Regions from separate parts of the Homo sapiens genome. Here region 1 is linked to region 2. A link is a contact called in ENCODE Hi-C or POLR2A ChIA-PET data. All regions are on one chromosome and are shown on one strand. The core of a region is the stretch at or near the end of the contact, and the rest is flanking DNA. Distances in the headings are between cores, read along the strand shown.

Region 1 (5,788 bases), core at 700-3,199, 1.3 Mb before region 2:
GCGAGACTCCGTCAAAACAAAACAAAACAAAACAAACAAACAAAATATACATAAAGTGAACACTTTTTAATGTAATTAGCACAGTGTTAAAAGTGAACATTTCATACAAGCAAAAATACTGAATACAATAAATGTAGTAGAATCAATAATTAAGTACATGGGTAAATTAATAATATCATCCATGGTGAGCTAATGCCCCTAAGAACTGGATGCTTTATCATACAGTTGCTTGACATTACCAACAAGTATTGTGACAAATTTGATTCAATCATTTCATTATGCAGGCAGAAAAGATAGTCTTTTAAAATAACTAAACATATGGGAATATAATGAAGAGTGTCTATAGTAATCATTTCATGAAGACACAAGTCTGTTCCTAAGCTATTAATCTTACTTGCAAGTTTGATGAAAAAAAGAAGGATCTCATGATTTCTTGCTCCAACTTCCCATGTACAGAGGCTCTCTTCTTTCTTTTCCAGATAGAGACTGATTCCTTGGAAGTAGCTCTTCACAGCATTAGGGAGTTGTCATGGCCTGAGAGAGCCCTTCCACCCCTAACTCATTCAACAAGCAGGGCTCCAGGACTTCCCAATGCTGATAAAAATTCAGTGAATAATTTCTCCAGGCCAGTTTCATTCCAACCAACCTCTTGTGTTGAATAAGGTGACAATCTGCTGGAGCACCTTGTGGAGGACAGTGGTAGTCTAAGCCTTCTGAATTTTGCTGCCATCCCTTGGAAACAATAGAAAACATTCAAAACAGATGAACTGCCCATCAACAGGGCACTGGTTAAATAACTTATGATGTAACAACTCAGAAGGCAACAACAGAATTGTTTAAAAATATAAATAAGCCCTCTACACTAATTCAGGAAGATCTTGAAGTGAAAAAAAAAGATGCAGAACAGTGTACATGGTATGCTATCTTTTACATAAAAACGAGGCGAGTGTAAGAAAAACATGACTACATTCTTACTTTGCATATGCATAAAGAACTAGAAGGATTTAAAAGACAGAAACTTCAAAATTTGGAAAATGGAAGAAATTGTGTCAAAGTATACATTTATTTGTATGTCAAAATTTAAATTTACCACTAATTAAAGAAATGCAAGTTAATAAAATACTCACAAAGGGAAAAGTCAGAAGAAGGGAAAGACACAAACATTGTTGGTGATAATATTTTGGAAATATTGTCTTGGATCAGTATTTTACTAAATATTATCCATAACAGGGCTAAAATTTTGCTACCAGATTGTATAAGTTTACTACCGAGTCTATAAAACAATGGAGGATAAGAAGGTACACATTCAGGAACAAACCAATGGGCAAAGGAAACTATAGTATGTATAGTTATTGGAAAATTATGTAGCCATTTTTAAAATTGTGGAAAACAAAGGCATTTCAAGCCAAAAATTTAGAATATATCATTTACATAATAAAGTAACAATCTAGTAAAGACAAATATTTTGCGTTTGAAATTGTAACAAATTTGAAAATATGAACCAAAATTGTAACTGAAGTATCTACTACATAATGTGGGATAACAATTATTGTTTTGTAGAGGAAAAAAAAAATTAAGCATCCAGGTTTCCTCTCAATTTATACAAATGCCGCATTTCACTGTTATTCAAAAAAACAGAAGCTAGGAAGCGTAAAGCTTTGAAAAATTATGCATTTGGGGAACGTAAGAGCTCAGATATGCGAAAAACTTATATCAAACGTGCAGCATAACACACTTGCTTGCACACATTCTGTCCTATTTGGTCCCACATACAAGGCAGCTCTAAGAGGCCGGGCTGGCGCCCACCCCACACAGCTCCGCTTCCCCAACCCTCGCCCTCCCGCCTCCCGGGTACTTCCTCCCCCTTCCCCACCCCCACCCTCCCGCTGACTGACGAGGTCTGGAGGCCGCGCAGCCGCAGTAGCCGCTAAGGCCGCTCCCACCCCGTGGTATCCTGGGACTAGGCTTTTCCGGAAGGAGCGGCTCGGTGTTGGGGCTAGGCCGGTATTCTAGGCCCAAGCCCAGGCCCAGGCCTGTGTTCCCGGCCCTTGCTCAAAGACAGGCCGGTGGCCGCTGCGACACTCTAGGTACAGCGGAGGGCGCAGCGGGCCGTTCGCTGAGGTGTCCGGACCCGCCGCCGAGCGGGCCGTGGAGCCACAGTACGTGGCGGCGCCTCTTCCTTGCCCGAAGCGGAACTGCTGAAGGAGCGGCAGCGCAGGCCGGACGAGGTGAACCAGGTCATTTAACCGCCTTCAGGTGATGAATCATCTGTCTAATAATCAGATTTGAGGTCCACAGCCCTTTGTGGTCCTGCTACAGGGTGATTTTCAGTGGATGACTGACTGGCGTGGCCCGAGGGGTGCCGCAGTGACTGCCTTCCCTTGATAAGGAAACGAGCTTTCTGTTCTTTCTGGACACCTCGTTACCTGTAAAACATTCCGGTTATAACTTCTTTATCCGGCTTGCATCTCTGTGCAAGAGGAAAGCTTTCACATGAAAGTGTCCCTTGGTAACGGCGAAATGGGCGTCTCTGCCCATTTGCAGCCTTGTAAGGCAGGAACCACACGCTTTTTTACCAGCAATACTCACAGTTCGGTGGTATTGCAAGGCTTTGATCAGCTTAGAATAGAAGGATTGCTTTGTGATGTGACCCTGGTACCAGGTGATGGAGATGAAATCTTCCCTGTTCACAGAGCTATGATGGCGTCTGCTAGTGATTATTTCAAAGCCATGTTCACAGGTGGAATGAAAGAACAAGATTTGATGTGCATTAAGCTTCATGGGGTGAACAAGGTTGGTCTGAAGAAAATCATTGATTTTATTTATACTGCAAAACTTTCTCTTAATATGGACAATCTTCAGGACACACTTGAAGCTGCTAGCTTTTTACAAATATTACCCGTTTTGGATTTCTGTAAAGTATTTCTTATATCAGGAGTCTCTTTGGATAACTGTGTTGAGGTTGGACGAATTGCTAACACCTACAATCTTATAGAAGTGGATAAATATGTTAATAATTTCATCCTGAAGAACTTTCCTGCTTTATTGAGTACTGGGGAGTTTCTAAAACTCCCTTTTGAACGACTTGCATTTGTGCTTTCCAGTAATAGTCTTAAGCACTGTACCGAACTTGAACTCTTTAAGGCAGCCTGTCGCTGGCTAAGGTTGGAAGACCCTCGGATGGATTATGCTGCAAAGTTAATGAAGAATATTCGATTTCCACTGATGACACCACAGGATCTCATCAATTACGTGCAGACAGTAGATTTCATGAGAACAGACAATACCTGCGTGAATTTGCTTTTGGAAGCTAGCAATTACCAAATGATGCCATATATGCAGCCAGTGATGCAGTCAGATAGAACTGCCATTCGATCTGACTCCACTCACTTGGTTACATTAGGAGGAGTTTTGAGGCAGCAGCTGGTTGTCAGTAAAGAATTACGGATGTATGATGAAAGGGCACAAGAATGGAGATCTTTAGCCCCAATGGATGCTCCCCGTTACCAGCATGGTATTGCTGTCATTGGAAACTTTCTTTATGTAGTTGGTGGTCAGAGTAATTATGATACAAAAGGAAAAACTGCTGTTGATACAGTTTTCAGATTTGATCCTCGGTATAATAAATGGATGCAGGTTGCATCATTAAATGAAAAGCGCACATTCTTTCACTTGAGTGCCCTCAAAGGACATTTGTATGCAGTTGGTGGGCGCAGTGCAGCTGGTGAACTGGCCACAGTAGAATGTTACAACCCAAGAATGAATGAGTGGAGCTATGTTGCAAAAATGAGTGAACCCCACTATGGTCATGCTGGAACAGTATATGGAGGCTTAATGTATATTTCAGGAGGAATTACCCATGACACTTTCCAAAATGAGCTCATGTGTTTTGACCCAGATACAGATAAATGGATGCAAAAGGCTCCAATGACTACAGTCAGAGGTCTGCATTGCATGTGTACAGTTGGAGATAAGCTCTATGTCATTGGTGGCAATCACTTCAGAGGAACAAGTGATTATGATGATGTTCTAAGCTGTGAATACTATTCACCAACCCTTGACCAGTGGACCCCAATTGCCGCCATGTTAAGAGGCCAAAGTGATGTTGGAGTTGCCGTCTTTGAAAATAAAATCTATGTTGTTGGTGGATATTCTTGGAATAATCGTTGTATGGTAGAAATTGTCCAGAAATATGACCCAGAAAAAGATGAGTGGCATAAAGTTTTTGATCTTCCAGAGTCACTTGGTGGCATTCGAGCCTGTACACTCACAGTTTTTCCACCTGAAGAAAACCCTGGGTCACCTTCTAGAGAATCACCTCTTTCAGCACCTTCAGATCATTCTTAGGTCTAAGGTGTAACACCTTTGCAGTACGTCATGGGTGATCTAATACTTCCCCTTCAGTTGTATCTTCTTACAGTGATTGGTACAGTTATTAGATATAAAGGTAACTGATGTTATTCGTCTTGTATGGCTTTTAGTATGTTTATCAAGTGGCTAACAAATGCATTCTGAAAATGTATTTAACATAGCTGTTTTAACAAATGAAAAAAAGACGTAGAAAAATGTTTAGATGTCTTTTTGTGATGTTATATAAAATTGTAGATGACTGTGGTAAATGTGTAATTATGTCCATTATGCTTCAAAGTTGAGTTTTCATCTTTGACTCCAAAATGTCAGAGGGAGGCCGCTCTAAACTAAAAATAACGAAAGGTTGCCAAGTATTAATACTAGTTACCTCCCTCTTTTCGTAGTTTTTGTCATGTCTGTCAACTTACTCGATTGTGTGGTTGCATTCAGAATATTTGAAGTTTCTTACGTAGACAGAAATAATAAAAATATTAACTAGGAAAAAACAGTATAGCACCAAGCCAGTATTTGGTATCTCTCTCTAGAGCGAGCAAGAGAGGGAGAGAGGAGGAAAAAATACACATAATACAAACATACATGCATGCACACATACATACATATGTATACACACACATAATTTGAAAACTGATTGGCACTTCAACGATGCTGAAATTGTTTTTAAATTGAAGTTTCTTTCTTCCACAAAGCAGCCGTTTCTATTCAAATGGAAATTCAGTACCAGAGAATAAATGTCTATGTAGTCATACTGAATTTAGATAGATAAGGGCTACAGCATACTAAATCGACAACCAAATTTGTCATGTGACTAAACCGTTACTTCAGATGAAGCTTACATTACTGTTTTCTGCTTGTGTATTTTCTGTAGAGTACTTTTACACAGATTGGTAAAGTTCAGGTTTCAGAGAACTGCTTTTGTGCAGAAAATTTAGGTTCTTTTTTCCACCTTTTTGGTCAGTAAAACTTAATGAAAAAAGCAAAGAAAAAAATATTCTGAACAAAGCTATAGGGTTTTAAGTTCAGCCTCCCAACTTAGTCATCCTAACATGATTATTTTGTGATTTGGGGTGCTTGCCCTGGTGCTGTTCCAGTCCATGTGCATCCTGAGCTGTGTGATCTGCCTCGAGGCTATGATCTGAGCAAGCAGGAGATAACATTTTCTTCTGCATCAAGTGAGGAAAAATGTGCTTTTGGCCATGTCTCAAAGACAGGACCAACTTCAGATTCCCAAAGAAGCCAGCTACAGAGCCTCTGGAACACTATGGTCTTACAAGCAGTACTAAAATCAACCCTCAGCCTCTTCAATGCCAAAGGTATCCCTATTGGTTGAGAACCACATGGTAATTTTTAATGGGACTTTTATCAGCAAATGGAGTTACAGGAATTCTCTGTAATGAGTGATTCTGAAGAGGTACTTTCC
Region 2 (5,794 bases), core at 316-2,815:
AGTCTCTAGGGCATGTATATTTCCTGTCTTTATGCTTAAGGCAAAACTGGGGTCCATTCTTTAGTTCAAAATCAGAGCCTTAAAATTATATAACACTGACACATAAGAAACTCCAGTGCAAAAAAATGTGGCAGATATGGAGACTGCGGGAGAAGAGATCCATGTGTCGTGAGTTCCTGATCTTCACTGAGCTCCTACAGCAGTTATTGTTTGTTGCCAGGTGGTCTATTCTCAGGGCCGTTTGTGTTCTGATGTTTCTCCCTTGTCCTCCAATGAGACTGGATAAACTTTTTGAAGATAGAGTTTATACCTATACAATGTTTATCAAGAACTGGCACAAAAGTCTCTGAAACTCCAGTTGAAGGTATGTTTTCACCCTCTGATGATTATAGGGCAGTCTGGATCCAACCTGCCTAGGTCAAATTCTGTCTCTGCTACTAACTAGCTGCATACTAGCTACTTGGGCAAGATTCCTCCAATTCCTTATCCATAAAATAGGGAACTGTTATGAGCAAAGTCCATGTAATATGCTTAGCACAGTTTCTGGCACCTAATGGTACTTCAAAAGGTGAAATAATAATGTTCATTAAGTGCCAACCATTTCCATACATACTAGTTTAAAATCTTTTAAAGTAGGAATTATTACCTCCATTTTACAGCTAGAAAAATAGTAAATCAGAGAAATGTGGTTTTTTAGTTGCAGATCGATCACAAAGTGAGCAGCAGCACAGGTCTGTGTAACCCCAAAGACTGAGACTCCAGCACAGGTCTGTGTAACCCCAAAGACTGCAGTCTCTGAACCTCTCCACACTGTCTTGAACATTCAGGCCATTAAGACCCTGAACTGGGGAACTCCTAGTCTAGCTCTTTAGTCACTTGGCAAAATTGCCACCAGTGACCCGGATGAAGAGGTTGAAAACAGGCCCCTTCTAGACTTTGATTCTCAGCCATGGGTGTTGACTGCTTTGTGCCTCCTGGGTCCCCCTGATGAAACTCTGTGACTCTGGCTCAGGATGACTGTAAGGCAGGACACAGGAGGTCAGCCCTGTAATTCCATAACTGCTCACTCACTGACTGCTTAGTGAGAAACCATGATGACAGCTGGGATCCTTTCCGTGATGAGTAATTACCCTGTCACACAAATCTATTTAGACCACATCCTTCTGGGGTACAACCACCAGTTGATTTAAAATGCAAACCTTTTGTAGCTCATTGCCATGAGGATGAAATATAGAGTTTACTCAGACTTTTCTTTGTTGGAGTATTTATTGTAAATCATTAGTTACTATGAGTTGCTACCCATACATCAAGCAATTCCTACCTAGCCCTGAGTGCTGAAAGAATTCTCTGTGCTTTTCTAGAAAAGGTACCATTTGTCCAAGAATATAATTACTGTATACTTTTTAAAAATCCCAAGCTCATATATTTGTGTAGAGAAACTCAGGCCCAAGGACACCCAATTAACTGGGAACACTCAGTGTGGTTTTCAATACAGGAACCACAAGTCTTCAGGGATGTTAATGAACATGGATAATAAATGCCTCACCTACTACTCAGGCTTCCAGCCAGGGAGGCGAAGGAGTGACAGGCAAAGCCGTGGCTCCCTGCTCCAAGTCTTGCACTAAACACTTTATATAGGTCTTTAATTCTCCCAATAGCCCCAGTGGGTAGGCATTAGCATCTTCATTTTACAGATGAACAAATTGGGGATCCCCATCTTACACCATGAAGCAGTGGAACCAAAACTCATACTGAAAATAATTGACTTTCCCAAGTCTCTCTGCTATATCACCACACACAAAGAGACTTGCAGCCCCAGCTAGCTTATTTCTGGCTTCTGCTGGTCTGATTCTTCTGTGGGTGGCTTTAGAACAAATAGGATGGCTGAGGTCCCCCATCATCAGGGCTGCCGTTGAACATGAAGGAGGAAAGCTGCTATGTATAGCAAGCATTTTTATCTTGCCACCAACAAAGATCAAGCACACAAAATCTGAATCCCCCCAGGGGTGGGAGAAGGAGTGAGTTTCTATTTCTCCCAGACCATTCTGTCCAGAGCACACAGCAATATGGGCAGACAATTAGTATGAACGGATTTGAGCAAAACAGCAAATCTGATTGATGCTGAAAGCACACCCATGTGGGAGCACACAAAGGGATGGAGAAGAGGGGTGGTCATAGGAAGCGGGGCCTGCTTAAAAATTCTAATCCTCATAAGCTTCTGAGGAAGCTGCTCTTTTCACTGGGCAGGTTTTTAATATTTATTGCTGGGGGCTGTTTTAATCCTAATGAAAATAGCATGTCCCTAGGAAAAGAAATGCTGGAGCTACAATGAATGAATGTGGCTCTGGCATTTAAAATGTCTCACAAGGCTCACAGAGGGTAGAGGTGACCCGGAAGTGAATCATTGACAGGCTTCAGGAAGTACTGCTGCCAGAAGGAAGTTGAGCTCAAAACAGGGTATGTGTGGGCGAGTTCAGGCTGAGTTAACCCCTGAATGGGTCTGAATGGAAGACCCATTTCTGAAGAGGGGCACACTCAGAGTTCATCTGCCAGAGTTTGAATCCTAGCCCTGCCATGTCTAAATCTCAATCTCCCATCTCTAAAATGGAGAAAATGATAATTACAGATTTTGTTGTTTCATTGTGAAGACCAATTGAGACAATGAATGTAAATTACTTACCACAGCTTCCGGCACAGAGTAAGTGCTAAATAGTGAGAGATGCATTATTATTAATATAATTTTTATTATTGTATGGCTTATCCTTAATAGTATTGGCTTTTTTCCCAAAAATATAAGGATGCCAGGTATGAACTAAGAGATAGTAACTAGGAGGGCCTATTGGAAAGAGCCAGAGAAAATTAATGCTGAATCTTCTATTGATAAAATTCTGATTCAAATCTGATTCAAACTGAGAAGGAAATAAGAGCTTCTCTTTTGCAGTGAGGGACACAGGCAAATTAACTATTTATCCAAATACAGTTTCATTGGCAAATAAAATGTGTTGCCTGAGTCCAACCATGTCATCAAGTAAGATCTCAACAGAGCTGAATCTGTGTGTAATTCTGAAGACTGGAGTTTGTCTTGCTCACTCCTAGCTGCTGTTGTACGCCTGTTTTTTCATGAGTGGAATCATTTCTAACCACTCAGTAAATTCTCTCTGTTTACCTCTCCCCTTCTATAATAGTGGATCTGTGACTGGGGTTTCCCTTTCTGTTGTTGGGTGAGTCTGACACTTGCTGAGAGTGTGCTGAATGATCCTGACCACCTCCTCTGATCTTCTTGGGCTCACAAATGGGGACCTCAGTTCCTCACTCCAAGGAATAGCTTAAGAATGTAAAAGGTATCATGACCTAAACTAATATGGTACGTCCACTTCCATATGAAAGTCAAAATCAAAGTTGTATCAAACTGTAAAGTAAACTTACTTTTTGAGGTGACATAAAGCTTAAATGGGTACTGGAATTATCTTTATTCTAATTTCTCTCTTTCTCTTTCTCTTTCTTTCTGTGCCCCTGCTTTGCTGGTTCCCTAAACTCACACCTAGTCTGATTATTGCAAATCTAGCACCAAGACCAGATTCCAAAAATTATTAAGAAGAAACAGTAAAATTGTGATGACTAAGTTCTAAATCTCTCTTCTTGTCTTGAGGAAAATGCTCTGTGCTCTCTCTCGTAATTATTCTCAAGAAGCATGCCTAGTTGAAGAGCTCAGCAAATTGTTTGCTTTTTTTGCCTTTTTTTTTTCACCATCTTTTGCCTGCAATAATGGACAGTCTCCCAACTCGTTGTCTCCCTCTCTTTTGTCTTGTTCTCCTTTACTTCATTCTCCATGCTTTTACCACTGAGCGCTTTCTAAAATTCAAATCTAATAATGTTGCTACTTAGTTTAATACCTTCTAATGGCTCCTTATAACTAGAGCTACAATTCTCAAACCAGGGAAACGTACCACTTGGGGTAAGGTGTTACTCGTTATGGAGGGTGTGAAGGCATAGGATAATCATGATGGATCTCCTTTTTTTTTTTTTTTTTTTTTTGAGACGGAGTCTCACTCTTGTCACCCAGGCTGGAGTGGTGCAGTGGCACCATCTCGGCTCACTGCAACCTCCACCTCCCAGGTTCAAGCGATTCTCCTCCCTCAACCTCCTGAGTAGCTGGGATTCCAGGCACCTGCCAGCATGCCTGGCTTAGTTTTGTATTTTTTTAGTAGAGACAGGATTTCACCATGTTGGCCAGGCTGGTCTTGAACTCCTGACCTCAGGTGATCCACGCACCTCAGCCTCCCAAAGTGTGGGATTACAGGCATAAGCCACCGCACCTGGCATTGATGGATCTTCTTTAACGCCAAGAGTGATGAATGTGATGTATTCATATATTAACAAATATAAATATGTTACGGAGTGGAACACATAATCGACTCAAATATTAGAGACTAAATATGGTATTTCAGAGGAATTTCACAGGAGTCACTGGCTTCTGACCATGCCCCAGGACTTATGAAAATATTCAATCACTCTCCTAAAACAGAATAGAAAAGTTGGTGAAGCATTACCCTGAACAGTAAAATCAAACCCTTTGATGCAAAGAAAATTCTCTGAAATCTGAAGCCAGCCTTTTCTTCACAGCACCATATTTCTTTCCCAACTTTACCCTATCTGACACCCCATGCTCCTTACATAGTTCATGCATGCACAGTTACAAGCATCTTTGCTAATTTTACTCTTCTAGCTCTATGTCTCTGAAACACCTGTCTTGAAGCATGCATCTTCTTAAAAAGGTTGAAAGTAGTGGTTCTCTTCCAACCTTCCCTTTACTTTACCCAAAGAATCCAGTCTACCTTTCTCCCCAGATAGCCTCTAAGAAGTTAGCTCAGCAGTGTGTATGCATGTTCATCTCTAAAGAGGAGAGGGGCCTAGGCCAGGCTGCCTTGACTAAGCACATGATGCCTGCCCCATCTGTTGAACATCAGGAAATGGTGAGTGATTGAGGGCTAGATGCTGGGGTGCACTGCCTAGATTTGCATATGGGCTCCCTCACTTATCAACTGGATGATCTTGAACTAACTAGCTAACTGCTCTGTGCCTCAAATTCCTCATGTCTACAGTAAAGATTATAGCAGAATAATATTTCTGTAAAGAAGGTCAAAGAGTTTAAATGTGTTAAATGCTTCAAAGAATGTCTGGTACCTAAATGAACATTAGTTATGATCATTCTTAACCTCTCCTTGCTAGTAGGAGGGAGTTGGCTCAAAATATCTAGTGTTCTTATGAAAAAGACCCTGGTCCTCAGGTATTCTCACATGGCCCCATCACAGCCTAAGTCCTGTGGCTCATAGGATGAGTGTACTCTGGGAATAAAGTTCTGTTTTTCTTTCCTTCCCCAGAGCCAGGACATTCTAAGGCACCCACACATAACCTCCACGCTCTCTTTACCTCTGTGGCATGTGTGTTATAAAAGAGACTGAAGGATGAACATATTTCTAAAATAGAAGTCATGAGGGAAAAGTTTAATGTTGAATTGATTAATATTTTAATTTTTAAATTGAGATATGATTTTTAAGTCTAAAAGATACGCGTGAAAGAAGAAAGAGGAAAAAAGGAGCCAATATTTGTTGCAAGTTTATGTACCAGATTTCAATCCTCAATCCCTATCATATTCCTACTTAAGGGAAATAATTATCCTTCTATGGAGAAAAAAAAAAAAGGCCTGAGATATTAACTACCACAGGGGTTAAATCCCCTCACCATCCGCCAAATTAAATCGCCATGGCATTTCCTCCTACTGAAATTCAATGTC

Evidence for each region. Hi-C counts contacts between places; a loop is a spot of excess contacts on that map. ChIA-PET counts read pairs that join two places held with the same protein, here RNA polymerase II (POLR2A). Pooled maps may share reads with other maps.
Region 1: a pooled map shows a loop between it and region 2 (7-fold over the local background). The contact joins the promoter of KLHL9 here to the enhancer-like site in region 2. A Hi-C loop is called at or near these places in 3 of 50 pooled maps. POLR2A ChIA-PET finds 5 or more read pairs at or near these places in 2 of 52 experiments (PC-9 and activated CD4-positive, alpha-beta T cell).

What each region holds. Positions count from the first base shown.
Region 1 is chr9:21,331,565-21,337,352 of GRCh38, reverse strand. KLHL9 (kelch like family member 9) reads left to right here and starts at 1,949. Exons shown (of 1, transcript NM_018847.4): 1 at 1,949-5,788. The coding sequence starts at 2,494. The coding sequence ends at 4,347. It overlaps LOC107987053 (a long non-coding RNA gene), which reads right to left. Exons shown (of 3, transcript XR_001746634.2): 3 at 52-732. RefSeq lists a silencer at 1,760-1,929 and enhancers at 1,970-2,279, 2,470-2,519.
Region 2 is chr9:19,994,987-20,000,780 of GRCh38, reverse strand. It overlaps a transcript of SLC24A2 not described here. Among named protein-coding and RNA genes, the nearest start is that of SLC24A2, 210 kb to the right of the region's middle. RefSeq lists an enhancer at 282-1,481. Within about 2 kb of position 1,565, at least 4 of the 41 ENCODE cell types and tissues checked have a DNase peak (open chromatin) inside an H3K27ac peak, as active enhancers do.